Regions from separate parts of the Homo sapiens genome. Here region 2 is linked to region 1. Evidence: chromatin loops called from intact Hi-C (ENCODE). Cell type or tissue: PC-9. All regions are shown on one strand. Region 1 holds the start of DNAAF3 (dynein axonemal assembly factor 3). Region 2 holds the start of LOC124904771 (a long non-coding RNA gene).

What was found. A loop is a pair of places that touch in the nucleus more often than their neighbours do. Peaks named below come from ENCODE experiments on the same cell type or tissue, not always from the same donor. Only the 100,000 strongest peaks of a DNase experiment are listed, where the experiment ranks them.
Region 2: a loop joins it to region 1, with 5 times the contacts of the local background. A loop is called at or near these places in 19 of 110 quality-filtered maps.

What each region holds. Positions count from the first base shown.
Region 1 is chr19:55,164,250-55,169,249 of GRCh38, reverse strand. DNAAF3 (dynein axonemal assembly factor 3) reads left to right here and starts at 2,637. Exons shown (of 12, transcript NM_001256715.2): 1 at 2,637-2,727; 2 at 2,833-2,921; 3 at 3,250-3,392; 4 at 3,787-3,880. The coding sequence starts at 2,837. DNAAF3-AS1 (DNAAF3 antisense RNA 1) reads right to left here. Exons shown (of 4, transcript XR_007067345.1): 3 at 4,450-4,706; 4 at 2,346-3,431. LOC124904795 (small nucleolar RNA U13) reads right to left here and starts at 2,079; the gene lies at 1,976-2,079. RefSeq lists a silencer at 3,026-3,257. In PC-9, CTCF peaks have their summits at 2,783 and 2,993; DNase peaks (open chromatin) are centred at 2,039, 2,549 and 3,099; H3K4me3 peaks cover 2,512 bases; H3K27ac peaks cover 1,244 bases.
Region 2 is chr19:55,214,339-55,219,338 of GRCh38, reverse strand. It overlaps LOC124904771 (a long non-coding RNA gene), which reads right to left and starts at 3,750. Exons shown (of 2, transcript XR_007067346.1): 1 at 2,630-3,750; 2 at 1,914-2,243. RefSeq lists a silencer at 1,204-1,390. In PC-9, no CTCF peak of the experiment used is centred here; DNase peaks (open chromatin) are centred at 2,248 and 2,728; H3K4me3 peaks cover 1,394 bases; H3K27ac peaks cover 2,252 bases.

The sequences.
Region 1 (5,000 bases):
GGAATGTGTCCAGGTGCAGCGGGAAGACTTTGGAGGATTTGAAGAGGTGGGAGACATTATTTGATTTATGTTTAAGATCACTCTGGGCCAGGTGCAGTGGCTCACACCGGTAATTCCAGCACTTTGGGAGGCTGAGGCCGGCGGAACTCTTGAAGTCAGGAGTTCGAGACCAGCCTGGCTAACATGGTGAAACCCCGTCTCTACTAAAAATAAAAAAGAATCGCTGGAGCTGGGCACGGTGGCTCACGCCTGTAATCCTAGCGCTTTGGGAGGCCAAGGCAGGTGGATTGCCTGAGCTCAGGAATTCGAGACCAGCCTGGGCAACACGGTGAAACCTCGTCTCTACTAAAATACAAAAAATTAGCTGGGCGTGGCAGCGTGCGCCTGTAATCCCAGCTACTTGGGAGGCTGAGGCAGGAGAATTGCTAGAACCCGGGAAGCGGAGGTTGCAGTGAGCCAAGATCGTGCCACTGCACTCCAGCCTGGGCGACAGAGCAAGACTCCGTCTCTAAAAAAAAAATAATAAATAAATAAATCGCCTGGCTCGGTGGTTCACACCTGTAATCCCAACACTTTGAGAGACCAAGGCGGGCAGATCACCTGAGGTCGTGAGTTGGAGACCAGCCTGACCAACACGGAGAAACCCTGTCTCTACAAAAAATACAAAATTAGCCGGGCGTCCTGGCGCCTGCCTGTAATCCCAGCTACTCGGGAGGCTGAGGCAGAAGAATGGCTTGAACCCGGGAGGCGGAGGTTGCGGTGAGCCGAGATCGCGCCATTGCACTCCAGCCTGGGCAACAAGAGTGAAACTCTCTCTCTCTCTCTCTCTCTCTCTCTCTCTCTATATATATATATATATATATGTATATATATGTATATTTGTATTTTATTTTGTATATATATACAAAATATTTGTATTTTATTTTGTGTATATATAAATATATATACATATATTTGTATTTTATTTTGTGTGTGTATATATATATATATACACAAAATAAAATACAAATACAAAAATTAGCTGGTGTGGTGGCAAATGCCTGTAGTCCCAGCTACCTGGGAGGCTGGGACAGGAGAATCGCTTGAACCCGGGAGGCGGAGGTTTCAGTGAGCCGAGATCGCGCCACTGCACTCCAGCCTGGGTGTCACAGCAAGACTCCATCTCAAAAAAAAAAAATGTCACTCTGGTTCCTTTGCTGAGAATTTGTTGGGAGAGTGGGAGAAATAGGGAGGAAAGGCATTAATTCTCCAGAGAGAAACCCAGGATCTGGGGCTCTTGCAGGCTTAGAGCTGGCCTGGAAGGGGCTGGTTAGCCAGCCTGATTCTGCAGGAATGTCTGAGGTCTCAACCTTCGTTTCCCCAGTAGGTATTGTCTTCCCAGTGCCCAGATCTGCCCTCAGGAGGCAGATCCGCTGCACCTCTGCCCGCTGCACGCTACATTCCCATTTCACAGAGCAGCAGACTGAGGCTCAGAAAGGGTGACTGGTCTAAGCTCATGTGTCTGGGCAAGGAGAGGAGGCAGAGAGCCAAGTCCCCTTGGGCGCTGAGCCCAGTGCTGGGTGCTGGGGTGATCTAGAGATGTGCCTCATTCAGACTTTGGTTTTTCTTTTTTTTTTTTTTGAGACAGAGTCTTGCTCTGTCGCCCAGGCTGGAGTTCAGAGGCGCGATCTCAGTTCACTGCAACCTCTGCCTCCCAGGTTCAACAGACTCTCCTGCCTCAGCCTCCGGAGTAGCTGGGATTACAGGTGCGTGCCACCACGCCCGGTTAATTTTTGTATTTTTTAAGGTCGAGGCGCGGTTTCACCATGTTGGCCAGACTGGTCTCCAACTTCTGACCTCAAGTTATCTGCCCACCTTGACCTCCCAAAGTGTTGGGATCACAGGCGTGGCCACAGCGCCCGGCCGACTTACCCTTATTTTAATGCAGTTGATTTAACTGTACGATTACAGAATTTACCTGTAATTTTTTTGTTCATGTCAGAAGAGTAATGTGCCGATGTCGTAACAAGGTTTGAGGGAGGCACATCTCACGCATGCGCGTGAACACCCAATCATCCCGCTTAGAAACTACAAAAGGATCTAGCTGTAAGTTTAAATTATGGCTTCGTGTAACAATAACCAGCTCACAAATCCCTGAATTTTTAATGACCTGCACATCAGTGTCCCACCTGTGGGCTGTTCTGTGTGGTAGAGCCCACGTTGTGCTGGGGCGGGGAGCGGGCTCAGAAGCCTGCCATCTAAAGTCTAGACACTTCACTTTATTTGAATTGATGAAAATTCCGTTACGTATGAGCAAAGGCATATGAAGAAAACAAAAAAACAAAAAACAAGAAATAAGATTAAGCTCCCTTCACTCTCAATTTTAATCAGCCCAGGCCTCCCCCATTCCAGAAATTTGGACCGACCCTGACTCCGCCCCAACCTGTTCTAGCACCGCCCCTTCCCCCGCCGGCGCCGTCGTCATGACAACCGCGTCCACACGCCCTCTTCTCCTAGGTGTGGGGGAAGGCTGGCCCTCAGTGCTCCCATTGGCCAAAAGTTTGTAGAGGGCGGGCCTCGCTCACTCTCATTGGTCAGTTGCTCGCTGTGGTCCCATCCCACATGCTTCCATTGCTTGATTCCTCGAAAAGGGCGGGGACTCTGGGCAGCGGTTGTGGAGTGCCGCGGGTCCACAGTGCTGCACTGAGCAGAGAGGAAGGGGCGTCCCGGGATATTTGGAGGATAAAGGTGTGGGCAAGGTATCATGTGGAGGCAAAGGGGCGAGAAGTGAGGGGCGGTGAGAGGGGAGCGGGGCGGGCAATGTGTGCGATTCCCAGAATGTCTTTTCCGCAGGGTGATGACCACACCTGCCGGCTCCGGCAGCGGCTTCGGCTCCGTGTCCTGGTGGGGCCTGTCCCCGGCGCTGGACCTGCAGGCTGAAAGTGAGTCCCAGCACGCAAGGTCTGATACACCGTCTGCCTTCCCAGCCTGAGCAGACGGCCTTTTAGAGCTCGTAGTCCCAGCGTCGGTGGCAAGGGGGGCGCTAACGTTCTCCAACGCTCCAGCGGCAGAGGGCGCGCTCCCAGGGGCAGCCCCGAGGTCCTGTCTGCGGACTGCGAATCCCAGAATACTCAGAGGAAACACCTCCCCTTAGAACCTAGGCCACGGGCGGAACGCCTACTGGGATTTGTAGTCCATTTTTTATAGGGGATGCTACGGTGGACGCTCTGCCAACCACCATGGTGCCCCAGCCAGCTGTCATCTTGCCAGGTCCTCCTGTGGACCCAGACTCCCAGGCCGATACAGTGCACAGCAACCCCGAGCTAGATGTGCTGCTTCTGGGCTCTGTGGATGGACGGCACCTGCTGCGGACCCTGTCCCGAGCGAAGTTCTGGCCTCGCAGGAGGTTCAACGTGAGCTGGGATGAAGATGAGAGCCCAGATTCCCGAGTCCTTGAGGGAGGAAGGGATTGAAATTCTAAAACCTCAGGTCCAGGAATGAAGGGGCTGGAGACTCCTAGATCTGAGGGAGGCAGAAGCTGGGAGCGAACCGATGCGTCTTGGGGGAAGGAAGGGGCTGGGGTTTGGAACTCCTGGGTTCTATAGTGGGGAAGAGCTCGAGGATGAGGTCTTCTGAGTAATGGAAGGGAAGAGAGCTCTGGGGACACAGACTTCTGTGTTTGAAGGAAGAGGCTGGTGTACAGAACTCGGGTGTGTGGAAGGAGAGAGCTGAGGGCCTGCTCTCCTGGGTCTCCTAGGACCCAGGCAAACAGGTCTCAGAATTATTCTGCCCTGTCCATCCTTCTAGTTCTTTGTGCTGGAGAATAATCTGGAAGCTGTGGCCCGACACATGCTGATCTTCAGCCTAGCCCTGGAGGAACCGGAGAAGATGGGGCTGCAAGGTCTGTTGCTAGGACCCAGGCATTCTGACCGCTGGTCTCCTCCCCCTCCCTAGAGGGATTCTGGCATTTCAATGGTACAATTAAAAAGTTTGGTTATTTTCCTGGGAGGCGGAGGTTACAGTGAGCCGAGATCGCGCCATTGCACTCCAGCCTAGGCAACAAGAGCGAAACTCCGGCCGGGCGCGGTGGCTCACGCCTGTTAATCCCAGCACTTTGGGAGGCCGAGGCAGGAGAATGGCGTGAACCCGGCAGGCGGAGCTTGCAGTGAGCTGAGATCGCGCCACTGCACTCCAGCCAGGGTGACAGAGCGAGACTCCGTCTCAAAAAAAAAAAAAAAAAAAAAAAAAAGAGAGCGAAACTCCATCTAAAAACCAAAAATGTTTGGTATTTTCCAGTGTGGTACCTCTGATGAAAAAAAAAATCCAATATATTTATTGATGATGGTCCCCTCTGATGTAATTTGCCATCTTAGAGCCTCAGCTCCTCCTACCTGTAAAATGGGGCTAAATATAATACATCTTAGAGCCACTTAGAAAATTCCAGGAGAGGCTGGGTGCAGTGGTTCACACCTGTAATCCCAGCACTTTGGGAGGCTGAGGTGGGCAGATCACGAGGTCAGGAGATCGAGACCATCCTGCTCAACATGGTGAAACCCCGTCTCTACTAAACATACAACAATTAGCCGGGTGTGGTGGCAGGCGCCTGTAGTCCCAGCTACTCGGGAGGCTGAAGCAGGAGAATCACTTGAACCCGGGAGGCAGAGGTTGCAGTGAGCCGAGATCACACCACTGCACTCCAGCCTGGGCGACAAAAGCAAAACCTCCATCTAAAAAAAAAAGAAAGAAAGAAAAAGAAAACAGGTTTGTTTGTTTATTTATTTATTTATTTGAGGCAGAGTCTTGTCCCGTTGCCCAGATTGGAGTGCAATGGCACGATCTTGGCTCTCCATAACCTCTGCCTCCTGGATTCAAGCAATTCTCCTGCCTCAGTCTCCCAAGTAGCTGGGATTACAGGCATGCACCACCATGCCCGGCTAAGGTTTTGTATTTTTAGTAGAGCCGGGGTTTCACCATGTTGGCCAGGATGGTCTCGAGATGCTGACCTCAGGTGATCCGCCCGC
Region 2 (5,000 bases), 50 kb before region 1:
CTCAGAATGTGATTGTATTTGGAGACAGGGTCTTTGAAGAGGTGATTAAGATAAAATGAGGTCACTTTGAGATGCTGAGGCAGATGGATTGCTTGAGCCCAGGAGTTTGAAATCTTCCTGGGCAGCACGGTGAGAACCCCATCTCCCCAGATTTTTTTTTAATTAGCCAAGCTGGGCATGGTGGCTCACGGCTGTAATCCCAGCACTTTGAGACGCAGAGGCAGGTGGATCACTTGAGGTCAGGAGTTCAAGACCAGCCTGGCCAACATGGTGAAACCCTGTCTCTACTTAAAAATAAAAAAATTAGGCCAGGCATGGTGGCTCACGCCTGTAATCCCAGCACTTTGAGAGGCCGAGGCGGGTGGATCACCTGAGGTCAGGAGTTCAAGACCAGCCTGGCCAACATGGTGAAACCCCATCTCAACTAAAAATACAAAAAAATTAGGTGGGTGTGGTGGCAGGCACCTGTAATCCCAGCTACTCAGGAGGCTGAGGCAGGAGAATCTCTTGAATACGGGAGGCAGAGGTTGCAGTGAGCTGAGATCATGCCATTGCACTCCAGCCTGGGCGACGAGCAAAACTCTGTCTCAAAAAAAAAAAAAAAATAGCCGGGTATGGTGGTGGGCACCTGTAATCCCACCTACTCAGGAGGCTGAGGCAGGAGAATCGCTTGAACCTGGTAGGCAGAGGTTGCAGTGAGCCGAGATCGCGGGACTGCACTCCAGCCTTGGCAACAGAGCAAGACTCGGTCTAAAATAAATAAATAAATATATATATACATTATATATATATACACATTATATATATATACATTATATATATATACACATTATATATATATACATTATATATATACACATTATATATATATACATTATATATATACACATTATATATATATACATTATATATATACACATTATATATATATACATTATATATACACACATATATATACATTATATATATATACACATATATATACATTTTATATATATATACATTATATATATATATATATATATATATATATATATATATATATATATATATATATGTAAGCCAGGCATGGTGATGTGCCACTGTAGTCCCAGCTACTCAGGAGGCTGAGGTGGGAGGATCACTTGAGCCCAGGATGTAGAGGCTGCAGTGAGCTGTGTTCGTACCACTGCACTCCAGCCTGGGAGACAGAGTGAGATGCTGTCTCAAAAAAAAAAAAAAAAAAGTCACACTAAGGTGGGCCATAATCCAACCTGACTGGTGTCCTTATCAGAAGAGGAGGTTAGGACACAGACACATGGAGGACAAGGGAGAACACGGCCATTTGCAAGCCAAGGAGAAAGAGGCCTCAGGAGGAACCAACCCTGCCCACATTTTCATCTTGGACCTCCAGCCTCCAGAACGGTGGGAAAACAAATCTCTGCTGTTTGGGTCACCTAGTCTATGCTCTTTGTTGTAGTAGCCCTAGCAAACGAATATACCAGTTTTTATGGAAAACCACACAGCGCCCAGATTCCTGGGTTCCGAACAATGGGGGATGGAATTTTCTCATAGTTTTTGTTTTGTTTTGTTTTGTTTTTGTTTTTTCTTTTTTTGAGACGGAGTCTCGCTCTGTCGCCCAGGCTGGAGTGCAGTGGCACGATCTTGACTCACCGCAGCCTCCACCTCCGGGTTCAAGCTATTCTCCTGCCTCAGCCTCCCGAGTAGCTGGGATTACAGGAGCCTGCCACCACGCCTGGCTAATTTTTGTCTTTTTAGTAGAGACGGGATTTTCAGAACCATATTGGCCGCACTGGTCTCGAATTCCTGACCTAAAGTGATCCACCCGCCTCGGCCTCCCAAAGTGCTGGGATTACAGGCGTGAGCCACCGCGCCCCGCCCGAAGTTATTTACTCAAGACTCAAAAAAGTTATCGATGATCCCATCTGGAGGAAATATGTTTTTTCCATGGGACGCTAAGGACATCCCGCCTTCCCCATCCCCCGCAGTCACTTTTCTGTTTATTACATCAGCCTGTGTTCCCACCACGAGTGCTGCTCTGGGGTGCAGGGCGCTTTGGCCCTGGGTTGGTAAGATTCGCTAAAGACGGTGGCGTGTTCTCTCCCGAGTCTGCTTTGTGGGGTTGGTGGGGCTTTTCCATCGGGAGCCGCACCAGCCACCCTGGCACCGCACTTCCAGAACCGCGTCAGCACCAAGGACAGCGCCAGGGAGCCTTGGCTGCAGGGACGGAGCCCCAGATGTGGCTGAGAAGGGGAAGAGGAAGGACCGTCGTGCCCTGGAGCCTGCGACCGCCACGCCCTTGTTCCAGCCTCAGCCTTCAACCCCCTACACAGACGCCCAGTGAGCACTACGTGCCGCACGCAGGACTGAGGGGTGGAGAGTGGGAGGCCATGGGTGTCAACGTAGGGTCCCTGGAGGTATTGATTCAGAGGGCAGTAGCCCCCGGGCAGGTCCTGGCTGGCCCCACCCAGGACCTCAGTCGCTGACCTCAGGACACGGTCCAGGCTCTTTCTATTCACGTCTGTGCGTGGCATCCTCCACGATACAAGCGAAAATCACCATTCCCCGCCTGCCTGGCGTTGGCAGCCAACCCCCAGGAGGCTCCCGGCCCTGGCTTCTCATTTCTCACCTCAGTGCGAGCATGGATCTAGGAGAACCCCAGCTCTCTTACAAGTTGATGAGTCAGGCCCCTGTCACTTCCTGGATCTTTCAATCCTGGCTGCCCGCAAGGCCAGGAAGAGCGAAAACAAGGGCTGGATTCAGCGGAAACACGGCAACACAGGACACAGCCACAGCGTGAGGAGCGAGCAAGCTGGAAAACCTGGATGGGGGTCTGGACTGGTTCACCTGCAATGAGATCAATGATCTAATCGCGGCAGGCGTGGTGGCTCATGCTTGTAATCCCAGCAGTTTGGGAGGCTGACGCGGGTGGATCACATGAAGTCAGGAGTTCGAGAACAGCGTAGTCAACATGGCAAAACCTCGTCTCTACTAAAAATACAAAAATTAGCCAGGCGTGGTGGCCAAGGCAGGAGAATCGCTTGAACCCAGGAGGCAGAGGTTGCAGTGAGCCGAGACGGTGCCACTGCACTCCAGCCTGGGTGACAGAATGAGATTCCATTTAAAAGAAAAAAAAAAATCTAATCCTGGATGAGAGTCCAGGGAAAGTGAGAGTGGAGAAAGCTTACATGAAAACGCAGACCAGATCCCTGAGTGTGGACCTGGAAAACGTGACACACGTCATCAGATTCAGATGAAGGGATATTGCCTGAAGTTTCATCAGCCTTCGGTGTGGAGTTGGCCTGATGTCCCCCAAGATGAATAGACTTGTCTCTACCCAAAGAAGCTTCTTCCACTCTGATAAAAGAAAGGAAAAATAGGCAAAGCCACAGACAATGTGATGAGTATTATAATAAGAGATTTGTTTAGTTTGGCTCCAAACATAGGAGGGAGTGGCCAACTGTATCTGGGGTCAACCAGAAGTAGAAAGAGAAGTAGGCCCTGGCTGGTGGAGAAATATTTTACCAGGCAGAGGGAACAGTGTGTGCAAAGGCCCTGAGGTTTGAATCCACCTGGAGTGCTAAGAAAAACATGCACGGACATCTGTGTAGCTGGAGTAAAGATAGGAGAAGAGGCTGGTGAGGTGGGCAGAGAGCAAATCTGAAAGAACTCCAATCTCAAGGTAAAGACATCATTCATTCATTCATTCCTTCATTCATTCAACAAATCACTGAGAAATTAATAAACACCTGTAAGTGTCCATTCCAGTGAGGATAAATTGCTATCCAGGAGTGAGGGGGAACAGCGTGATGTCTTATGGGTTGATAAGATGACCGAGGTCCCAGACAGTCTAAAGGGAATCACACTGACCTTCTGTCACTGTTGGAGTAAAGAACACTCTTCATTCAGGCTAACTTCTATAGGCAAAACGCCTTTTCCAGTTCATTAGCTGAATATCAGGTGCCAGGGGCTGTGCTGATTTGCTGAAGGAGACCTTACCCTGAGAAGACCAGCCACTTCCGAGGGTATCACCATTTTTTTTTTTTTTTTTTTGAGACGGAGTCTCGCTCTGTCTCCGAGGCTGGAGTGCAATGGCGCCATCTCTGCTCACTGCAAGCTCTGCCTCCCGGGTTCACGCCATTCTCCTGCCTCAGCCTCCCAAGTACCTGGGACTACAGGTGCCCACCACCACGCCCGGCTAATTTTTTGTATTTTTAGTAGAGACGGGGTTTCACCGTGGTCTTGATCTCCTGACCTCGTGATCCGCCCTCCTTGGCCTCCCAAAGTGCTGGGATCACAGCCGTGAGCCACTGAGCCCGGCCAGTATCACCATTTCTTACTTCTGTCTTCCAAGATCCATAAGCTCCTGCATAGATTAATCATGTGAATCAAAGGATAATGTTTAGGAATCACCCTCCCATATCCCACCCCTGTGTTTTCCAAGGCTTGATGCTGGCGCTGATCTCTGTGATTCCCTGGGTTGACTGTTTGGGAAGGATGATACTATGGTTTGGATCTGTGTCCCCACCAAATCTCATGTTGAAATGGAATCCCCAGTGTTGGAGGCCGGACTTGGTGGGAGGTGTTAGGATCTTGGGGATGGACCCCTCATGAATGGTTTAGTACCATCCCCATGGTGATGAGTGAGCTCACAAGAGATCTGGGTATTTTACAGTACGTGGCAAGGCCGGGCGCGGTGGCTCACACCTGTAATCTCAGCACTTTGGGAGGCCGAGGTGCATTGGATCGCCTGAGGTCAGGAGTTTGAGACCAGCCCGGACAACATGGCAAAACCCTATCTCTACTAAAAATACAAAAACTAGCTGGGAGTTGAACCCAGGAGGTGAAGGTTGCAGTGAGCCAAAATGGTGTCACTGCACTCCAGCCTGGGTGACAGAGGGAAACTCCATCTCAAAAATTTAATAATAATAAAATAAAAAAATAGAAGTGTGTGGCACCTCCCGTCCTCTCTCTCTTGCTCCTGCTTTCGACATGTTATG